2 separate regions of the Homo sapiens genome follow, and region 2 is linked to region 1. The links are chromatin contacts, found by Hi-C or POLR2A ChIA-PET in ENCODE. All regions are on one chromosome and are shown on one strand. The core of a region is the stretch at or near the end of the contact, and the rest is flanking DNA. Distances in the headings are between cores, read along the strand shown. Region 1 has its middle 66 kb from the start of ISG20. Region 2 holds the start of ABHD2 (abhydrolase domain containing 2, acylglycerol lipase).

Region 1 (5,340 bases), core at 2,072-4,571:
GCAGAGGGCCTAGAGAGATATTGCCTCCTCCCCACCAATCTCTGAGTCCCTGGTGCATTTTCCAGAGACAGCCCCTAAGGAGTAGGTGAATGTGGCCATCTCTGCCCCCACTAAGTACAGGTCATTTCTCTCATGTTGTTGCCTGTAATGCACCTTAAACTAATGCAAGCCCTGAGTCTTGCAGAGGCTCCTAGAGCCACACTCTAGAAGCCAGTATCTCAGCTGTGAAGCCTGGGCAAGTCACTTTACCATCTAAGCCTTGTTTTTTGCTTTATTTGCTTGGGCTTTTTTTTGTTTTTGGTTAGTTATTAATTTTCAGGTACAGAAAGTTAATTATATCCTTTTGATAGAATTATATGCTATCCTTAGAAAGGGTTCATTATACCCTTCAATTCAGGTATGTTATAATCATTAGTTAATGCAAAGCCCTCCTCTTATTTTCTTTTTTTATGGCTTTACCTAACATAAAATAAATAAACTGCACATATTTAAAGTCTGCAGTTTGATGAGTTTTACACTTGAGAAATCATCACCATAATCAAGATAATGAAGGTGTCATTCATATAAAGGTTTCCTCCTGCTCCTTGATAATTCCTCCCTTCTGCCCCTCCCTACTCCAGAGGTAACTACTCATCTGCTTTCTGTCATTACAGATTAGTTTGCATTTCCTACAGGTTTCTATAAATGAAATCATACAGTCTAGATTCTTCATTCAACAGTAATTACTTGGAAAGTTATCTATATCGTTGCATGTATCGGTAGTTTTTCCTTTTCATTACTGAGTGGCACTCTGTGGTATGGTTTTACTATACTTCGTTCATCCATTTATCTGTTGAGGGACATTTGAGTTGTTTCCAGTTTTTAGCCATTAAAAATGAAACTGCTTTGAACATCCAAATACAAATCTAGGTATAGACATATATTTTCATTTCTCTCTTGAAGTAGAATGATGGGATCATATTTTGTTTTACTTTGTTTTTCTCCTTCATCTCCTATCTCCCTCTCTTAAGCACACACTCAGACATTTAATGTATGCCTTTGCATATACACATATCTTTAAAAAATGTACAGAGCTGGTGTGTGTATGTGATGGGCGTAACTTACATACATGGTACTAGGCTGTCAATTTAGTTCTGTTACTTACTTGTTCCACGTTTCTACGTTGGTGCTGGTGGTGGTGGTGTGTGTGTGTGTGTGTGTGTAACAGCGTCTCGTGCTGTCATGCAGGCTGTAGTGCAGTGATGCAATCACAGCTCACTGCAGCCTTGACCTCCCAGGTTCAAGTGATTCTCTTGCTTCAGCCTTCTGAGTAGCTGGGACTACAGGCACATCACCATGCTCACCTAATTTTAAAAAACATTTTTTCTTTTTGTAGAGATGGGGGTCTCACCATATTTCCTAGGCTGGTCACCAATTCCTGGGCTCAAGCAATCCTCCCGCCTTGGCCTCCTAGAGTGCTGGGATTATAGGCATGAGCCACTAAGTCCAGCCATGTCTCTATGTTTTAGAGATCCATCTATGCACATATGTCATTAGAAATTTGTTGCTTCTGACTGCTGCACAGTATCCCATAGTGTGACCCTACCACATTTTACTGAATCCTCCCCGGATTAACATCAAGGTTGTCTTCAACTCAGCACTCCCATAAATAATACCACATGAACATGTCCTTGTACCGGTCCCCTTGCTCGCCAGTACAAACACGGAGAGTTGGAACTGAGTCCCAAGGTGTGCGCTCACTTTATCACCAAGGGCAGCTAGCCCAACTGCTTCCAGCACCCATCTGTGCTCCAGTCCCCATCTCCCACATCCCCTGGCCAACACATGGTACCATCTGCTTTACTAATCTGATGGATGTCAAGTAGTATCTTGTTCAATATATATTTGCCTAGTTACTAATGAGATTGGGGATCTTTTCAAATACCTGCTACCTATTAGGACTTTTCTTTCTATAAATTGCCAACGGGTGTCCTTTGCCCATTACACATTTGTATTTCCTATCATTTCCTTGTTGATTGGAAGAAGCTCTTGGTTTTGCTTTGTTTGAGTTAAGGTATAGTCTACACATGTTGCACAAGATATTAACTGTGGAGCTTGATTTATTTTTACACATGGACACACCTGTGTAATCTCCACCCAGGTTAAGATTTAGAGCTTTTCAGCCCCTCAAAGGCTCTTGTGTCCCCTCCATTTACCTTTCAAGGCAACTACTACTTTGACCTCTACACCTTAGATTGGTTTCGCTTTCAAAAACCTGTATATAAACAGAATCATGCAGTAAGTTCTCTTTCATATCTGGCATCTTTCAGATTTATCTAGGTGGTTGTGTGCTAGGTCATTCTTTTCCACTGCTGTGTAATATTCCATTGTATGCCTATGCGGAATTTATTTACCCTTTTTCTTGTTGATGGACATTTGGGTTGTTTCCAGTTTGGCGTTATTATGAATAAAGTTTCTATGAACATGTTTGAACGTGTCTTTTGGTGGCTATAAGCACTCAATTCTGTTGGTAGTGGAATTGGTTCATCACGGGAATTTTGAATGTTTGGCTTTAATCTCCACTACTGAACGTTTTTCTAAAGTGGCTGTACCAATTTACACTCCTACCAGCAGCGTATGAAAATTCCAGTTGCTCCTCATCCTCATTAATATTTCATACTTTCAGTCTTTTAAATTGTAGCCATTTGGTGGGTTTATAGGAATCCTTGTGTATTTTAAGATAGTCACCTCTTGTGGGTTTTACATATTGTGAATATAAATTTCATCCATCTATTATCTTAGTCCATGGCGAATAGTCTTTGTCTCCTCACCTGTAAAATGGAGATACTACTACTTGAGGCTTTAGCATAAGGATTATAGATAATGTGTTTCAAAGATCTGGCAAACAGTGGGTGCTTATTTCATGCCCCTATATATGTATCTCCACCACTAGACTGGGTGCTCTTCCAGGACAGGAACAGGGTCCGAACTGGTGTCGTCCCCAGGGCCCACCCCGTATAGGGCCAGCGAGGAGCAGTTTTTCAATAAAGTTTGTTGATTAAATAACGAAACCTCTCGGAGGCCCTCGCTGGTCTGCCATTTCAGGGAGGTCAGCATGGATTGAGGGTCGGTGGGAGTGAAGAGGGAAAAAGCATTTTCCCTGCAGGGGGCCAACAGGTGTCCAGTGGGTGTGGGGAGCCCCCTCCACCGGGCGTCGGGGCCCTGGACCCCACAGCAGGGGCGGGGAGGCTGACGGGGGCGCAGCTTTTCCTCCTGAGTGTTCGCTGCCCGGGCTGGCGGCGCGGAGCCGGCCCGCCGCCGTCTGCCCCTCTGCCCGGCCCTTTTTTCCAGCAGTTCTGCCAAGAGGAGCGGGGTGCGGGGCAGGAGATGAGGAAGGAGGAGGAGAAGAAAAGGGAGAGGAGAGGAGGAGACGCAAAGGGAAGGGAGGGGTGGGAAGGGAAGAGGAGGCAAAGGGTGGGGAGAGGAGGGGAGGGGAGGAGAGGAGAGGGGAGGGGAGGGACTGGATCGGGCGCCAATCCCGCCCGCCGCGCGCCGCCCGGGCTCCCTCGGGCTCTCATTTACCCCGGCCGCTGGCAGCGGGACCCAGGCGCCTTGCCGCCTCGCTGCGGCCGCTTGGTCCCCACGCCGCCCCCTCCGCAGGCGACGAGGCCTGCAGACCGGACTGGGCAGCCACTCGGGCGCCCGCGGCGGTGGGCATCATCATGCTTCCCGGGCAAACAGCACTTCCAGCCAGAGGGTTCGCGGGGCCTGCACTGAACTCTCTCGACTCTCACTGTGGGAGCTTAGTCCAAGCCTTCCTTTTACCCACTAGAGCCTGAGAACCTGAGACAGGGAGCGATTGAGCCTAGGGCCCGTGGTGAATTAGTAACAGAGTCAGCAGTAGACACTAACCCCAAATACCCGTCCTCCGTTGCCTGTGTCCAATACATAGGTACTTCACTCAGTTTACACCTCCAAGGTCCCTCTTGGCCCCGAAGGATCCTCTCCCTGCCCTGCGTCGAAGATCGCATCCTATGTGTATGCCCTGGAGGCCTGCAGTAGCTCCCAAGGGTCTCCTGCCTCCCTTCTTGTCCCCCTAACATCCCATTCTCCATCCAGCAGCCACAGTGATGGTTTAGAATACGAATCTGCTCACCACCCTGCCCCGATGGCGTGGTAAGCAGATCTGTAAGCAGATTTGAAAGCCTTGTTGGTGTTCAGCACACTGGGAATATAGACTAGAGCCATCCCCAAAGCACAAGCACCGCAGGACCTAGCCTCTGCTTCACTCGCTCCACGCATTGAGCATCTTTTCCCCCAACCTGCCGAATTCACCCAACCCAGGGACTTCACACTTACCATTCCCTCTTCCTCAAATACTCTTTTCCCAGGTTTTTTTTGTTTTTGTTTTTGTTTTTTAACCAGGGGTTCCATGGGTTGAGCTGGGTTTCAAGATAATGATTTTCCTGTGTAACCCCATGTATATTAATTTAATGCAATTACAAACATCCTTCTGGGAAGGGATGCATAGGCTTCACCAGACTGCCCTAGCACCCCAGGCCCAGAAGAGTTTAGGAACTCCTAGACTTTGCACAGCTGGCTCCTTCTTGTCGTTCAGGTCGGAGCTGAATGTTGCCTCCTCAGGGAGGCCGTTTCTGGCTATGTTAGCTGCAGCTGTCCCTGCCTCATCCGGTCGTACCTACACATGGGTCTCAGAGTGCAGTTACTTGAACCAGCAGCATCTGCATCTCCTGGGGATTTAGTAGAAATTCAGATTCTTAGGCCCCAGGCCAGGCTTACCAAGTCAGAAACTATGGGGGTGGAGCCCTTTTATTTATTTATTTACTTACTTACTTATATTTATTTATTTTTTAGATGGAGTTTTGCTCTTGTCACCCAGGCTGTAGTGCAGTGGTGTGATCTCGGCTCATTGCAACCTCCGCCTCTCGGGTTCAAACCATTCTCCTGCCTCAGCCTCCTGAGTAGCTGGGATTACAGGCATGCGCCACCATGCCCAGCTAATTTTGTATTTTTAGTACAGACAGGGTTTCACCATGTTGGCCAGGCCGGTCTCAAACTCCTGATCTCAGATGATCTGCCCGCCTCAGCCTCCCAAAGTGCTAGGATTACAGGTGTGAGCCACTGCACCCAGCCTATTTTTATTTTTTAATTTAAAAAAATGTCAATAGCATTTGGGGTCCATGTGGTTTTTGTTACATGGATGGACTTCTTAGTGGTGAAGTCTGAGATTTTAGTGCACCCCTCACCCAAATAGTATACGTTGTACCCAATATGTAGTTTTTTAAAAAATTATTTTGTACAACACACCCAAAATGGACAGTATATAGTTTTTTAATCCCA
Region 2 (5,019 bases), core at 208-2,707, 380 kb after region 1:
CTTCTCCTTCACTCTGATGTACCATGGCTGTGAGTTCTTTCAAAGACAGACACAAAGGGTCTGGGGCTACATTCAGGCCTGAGAAGCTATTTCTGTCCACACTCTGTGATGTCTACACCTTCAGAATGGGGAATGGGTTTCAGGGGTCTCTGACAGATAGAGCTCATGCAATGATTTCTGGTCCGGTGCTGATCAGCCTTCAAAGGATGTTATTTGGTTACGCTCCATAAAACTTGAGCCAGCCCACTGTTCCTTGTCACAACCTGAAATATGTTGGGAAAAATTTACATGGTAACAAATGCCACTTCCCTTCTCTGACTAAATCGCTCCTCTCATTTCATCCCCTGCTCCCTCTCTCCGAGCCCTATGGGGCCTTGGTAGGGTGGCCTTGTCTGCCCTACAGGGGTTGCATTTCAAGTCGCTCAAGTGTTCTATTCTTGGTACACGACATGCCATTGCAAAAGCAGTTTCAGGCTCATAGAATTTTAGAAATGGGCCTAGTTTCCCAGCCGGATGAGGTGAGTGGGTGATGGGGGAAGAATCAGCCTTGATTGAATGCCTGTTGAGTGCCAGCCACTGTTGGCATTTATCAGAGTTTATTTAATCTTCTCATCAACTACTATTGTTACCCTCAGTTGCCAAGTGAAGGGAGCATGCGGGAAGGTTAAGTGACTTGCCCAAGCCCACACAACCGGTAGGAGCCCCAATTCCAGGCCCTAGTTCCAAGGCTACATTCTTCCAGGCGGCCTCCAACTGGGTTGGTTAAGGGTTGAAAGGACAGTGGGACAATAACTGAGGCCCGTATTGCCCAGAGCGTCCCCATCCCCCGTCCGGAGCTGGAAGAGGCCATAGACCGCTGCCTCCACATCTTTTCCTCTCCTTCGGGTTCGGTGACTCACGACCCTTCTTCCTCTCTCCCGGGATATGACCTCAAATTTCACCCCTGCGAAATTTGAGTACACGTGAGTCAGTCAGTCGGCCTGGACCCATAAGAGCCCCAGCTGAGCTACCAGCAGCTGAGCTACCAGCCGACCTCATTCCTCTGAGCCCAGTCGACAGCTGACCTTACCCAGCCCTCTAAAGCAGTTTGCGGTCACAATTACCCGTCTCTTCACCCCGCCCCCATCGACATCAAACACGACCCACCTTCTAGCCCTCCTCCCCTTTCCCCGCCCACTCCGGGCTGGCCTTATCCAGTAGCGTCTGGGTCCCTGGACTAAAGCCGTCAAATGTAACCAATTGCTGAGGAGCTCTCCCCTAAGAATCCCGCCTCCACTCTGAGGAACAGCTTCGCTGATCAATGGATCCCCTCCTAGACGCAATGAGCGCGCGGGGCAAGTGGAGAAGCGGCTGAACTGCCCAATGAACAAGCGGTTTCCGTGGTTAGGGGCGTGGCAGAAGCGGTCGTCAGGGGCGTGGCGGCAGTTACTTGGGCGGGGCCGGTAGCGGCGGGAGCTGCACTGGCCAGGGGTTCCGGCTGTATATCCATGAGCGCCGCTGGCAGCCGGGGAGCTGCAGGAACCAGACTGGGGGCGAGCTGAGCACCTGTAGTCAATCACACGCAGGTAAAGCCACGGCCGAGCGAGCTCCGCGGAGCGGGGATCGCACCCCGGACCCGTCGAACCGAATCTCCGAGCCCCGAGGTCCCCGGCGTAGCTCGGCCCATCACGCCGCAGCCTGAGGGGATCCTGGGGGGCCTGTCATCTGGCGCCGTGGGGGTCCCAGGGGCTGGCTTGCCCAGTGGTGGGGACAGCCCAGATCGCGGCGGGGGATACGCCTTCCTGAGGCCCTTTGTCCCCTTCTGCCCGAGGAACCGAGGTTGGGGACAACCCCGACCGCGGCCTTTCCCCCATTGGTGCTCACTCCTGGGTCTTCAGGGGCCTGGGGAGGGGTCTGCCGGTTCAGGCTCGGCGAAGAAGGTCCGGGATCCGCACCTGGAAGGAGAGGGCCGAGGGGCCTGATTACAGCCCGAGATACCCGAGAGGCCTCTGTGTTTCGGGGCTCCAGGGGCTCACGCAGGACCAGTGGGTTTAAGTTCTAGAAAGGCAGCTTTTGACCCACTTGGAAGCACATTTACCGAGTTCGGCCCCGCGACCGGCACTGTTCTAGGCCCTTCGTGAGCTTTTCCCACAGCTAGAGCTGTCCAGCAGCGCAGGAGGCTGCCTGCCAGGCCGGGCAGCTAGCGCCTCGACCTTGGCGATGTCCAAGCAGTGGCCTGATGACAGCCACCTGTGTCGGATGCTTAGGACTCCCAAGGGAGGACTGCATGACCCATCTGTAAGGGCCTTCTCTACCCACAAATGCACTCTAAGTGGCCTTTGATGCCTAGCTTGAGAAGAGTACTTCTGGGGGTCCATTAGGTTCCAAGTGGCTGTTGAATTCACCCATAATGAATTTTGAGGTTTCAGCTCTCAAGAGTGGGTGTTAGCAAAGAGACTGGATTATACAAAAAGATAGAGGTTTATTTAGCCACTGTGAAACTCCTTGTATTTGAACTACCATGGACCGCTCTCTTAATCTTCCCAATCTCTCTTTTTTGGTTGCTGGACCTCCAGTTTGTCAGTTTCACCTGCATTCCAGTAACCAAATCCAAAGGCATGTTCCAAGAACAGGCTCCACAGAGGGACCTGGAGAGACTGCAGGTTTGGCAGAGTCAACAAGATCTGTGCCCAGAGCTTTTCGAAGGCCGTTTCCTTACAGCCACATTAAGCAGAGTCCAAAAGAGAAATCCTTCACTACCCTCTGTCATTTGCCGGAATAGAGAGAACATAATAATCTAAAGGTCAGGAGGCAGAGAAAGAATCTTAACACACCTTGCTGTGTGTTTTAGGATGAATTAATCTTTGAACATCTAGTCAGAAAGCAGTCCATATACAGCTGGTAGTCAGCACGGACTGTGACATTTTAGAGCTGAAGGCACCTTAGATAGAGCTCATCTCTATCTAAGTCTAATTAGGTGGACTCTCATTCAGTCTCCTCAATGCACAGGTGAGGAAACTGAGGCCTGGGGTGGTCACAGGGCTGGTTGGTCATCACAGGCCCATGACTAAGGGTTGATCTCTTGACTGTATTTAGATCTAGCCAGTGCATGACTTATTTCACTCCAAGCTTAGTTTGCCCATTCTCAGTGTTTTAAGTTCTAGGGGAGTCCAGAGAGGTTAGGAGGACAGATTTTGGTGCCTGAGTGCCTGGATTTGAATCCCAGCCCTGCCTCTTACTGGCTGTACAACCTTGGGCAAGCTACTTAACTTCTCTGTGCCTCTGTTTCCTCACCTCTAAAACAGAAATAATAATGATACTTATGTTAGAAGATTGTTTTGAGAAGTGCATGGAGTTACTACATCTGAAGCATTTAGAACAGTACCTGGCACAGGGTAAGCACAATAGATTTGCTAGATATGATATTCTGTTGCCTTTTTGTACATTTTTCTTCATATCCACCACCCAATACTCTATCAAGAGCTAATTTTTCCCCCAGTCCCCTTCCCCCCACCCCCAAATTCATTTAACATATTCCAGATTTCATTTTAACACAGACAGCTGCAAGGGGTTTCCAAGTCACGTTGCATTTTATACCTTACTTATTTTTGTGATTCAGGTAATTTAGTTTCTATGTTAGTTCCCCCTTGCAGTTACATTCTTCTTAGGCTCTGAACCCTTTAAAATTATCGTTAAAAGCAGGCAGTGAGGGGTGGGAATCCCTCGAAATGGTAAAGTCCTGGATGATACCCGTGTCCATGGTGTCCTTCCAAATATGTATTCCCTCTCTTCAGCCCTCCTCCCAAGCGATGAGTGTGATGCAGCTTGATTCTAAATGGATGAACATTTTTAGATTAAGATTTTATGAGCCACTGTATTAAGTGCTTTTCGGAAGTTCAGGGATCATGTGTCAACTGCATTTAAGGAAGTTACTTAGTCATTCGAATAGGGGGAGCACCAGCAGCGCCTGCCTGGCCTGGCAGAAGCAAAAGTGTGTGACTGATCCGTGCTGGCAATCTAGCTGGTTCACTGGTTTATCTGTGTTTTTCCTGTTCTTTTCCAAAGCTTGAAATAAACCAGATGGCAAGTACAAGGGAATGGTCTTTTTCCTCTCATTTTAGTCAGGGTCGTTCACTTTTTTCCCTTTTTACTCTCACCTTCATTTCCTTTATCGCCTGCGTGGGTCTGACAAATAGGCACTCTCAGTGTGCCAGCCAATTCCCTTTTGATGAAAAGATGCCTGCCACTTTCATTTTTTGCAGGAATCCAGTCACCTTTGATTTTCTCTTCTGTTTTTACTTGTTTTCTAGATTGAACCAAAGATTATCACTTCATTAAATGGCACCTTCTCATGCTTTATTTTTCTTGAGTTGATTCTGAATTTCGGTTTTTGTTTAAGCTGTTCTAGAGATCAGCCATTTTAGAATAATAGTTTTCATTTCTTTGCTTGTGTATTAATATGGGCCCCTTTCTCTCTTTCTCACTCTCTTTTCTCAGTATTTTGGTGGATGAGCTTCTCATTTGCTGTTACTCGTTGCTTTAAGCATTTACGCCTTTTCCTGGTAATCTCCGGCAGGACCCATAACCTCTGTAGTGGTTCTCACTGCCCTTGTTCAGAGCTCCTGCCCCGAGCAGGAAATAATTTCTTTGGTCTTATGGGAGACAGGGGTAGAGTCTGTCTTATTTTTTGCCTAAAATCTGGCTCTTTTAAAAGCCCCAGGAGAGAGACATTTCCAATATAATTGAATTTTGTGTGGCAGAATTTCTACCATGACCTACAGCTTACAGTATTCCCATTTTTATTGCATTGTGAGTTTTGAGTACTCCATGACCAGTTTCAGAGTATAGATGATGTGGGGCATGAGTTGCTTTAGCCTTTCTGTTTCATCTTGGGCTAAGCTATCCCCAGGAACAGAGCAATGAGAAGTTCAGGGTGCCTCTTAAATGTGTCTGGTGTCAGGATTTTATAGCAGCTTTTCATGGTTCAGCCTTTTTGGCCAGTGCATGAGTAGGACATTTTTAAGCCCTGTGCTGCTGTTT

What was found. Hi-C counts contacts between places; a loop is a spot of excess contacts on that map. ChIA-PET counts read pairs that join two places held with the same protein, here RNA polymerase II (POLR2A).
Region 2: a loop to region 1 is called in a map of gastrocnemius medialis, with 6 times the contacts of the local background. The contact joins the promoter of ABHD2 here to the enhancer-like site in region 1. A Hi-C loop is called at or near these places in 1 of 168 maps with a recorded cell type or tissue (gastrocnemius medialis). POLR2A ChIA-PET finds 5 or more read pairs at or near these places in 1 of 52 experiments (Caco-2).

Annotation. Positions count from the first base shown.
Region 1 is chr15:88,701,975-88,707,314 of GRCh38, forward strand. No RefSeq gene overlaps it. Among named protein-coding and RNA genes, the nearest start is that of ISG20, 66 kb to the left of the region's middle. Within about 2 kb of position 3,322, at least 5 of the 41 ENCODE cell types and tissues checked have a DNase peak (open chromatin) inside an H3K27ac peak, as active enhancers do.
Region 2 is chr15:89,086,999-89,092,017 of GRCh38, forward strand. It overlaps ABHD2 (abhydrolase domain containing 2, acylglycerol lipase), which reads left to right and starts at 1,458. Exons shown (of 11, transcript NM_152924.5): 1 at 1,458-1,565. It overlaps LOC124903573, which reads right to left. Exons shown (of 7, transcript XM_047433432.1): 4 at 4,137-4,285; 5 at 1,837-1,934; 6 at 1,070-1,688; 7 at 563-943. The coding sequence ends at 729. RefSeq lists enhancers at 221-866, 1,477-1,656, 1,598-2,117.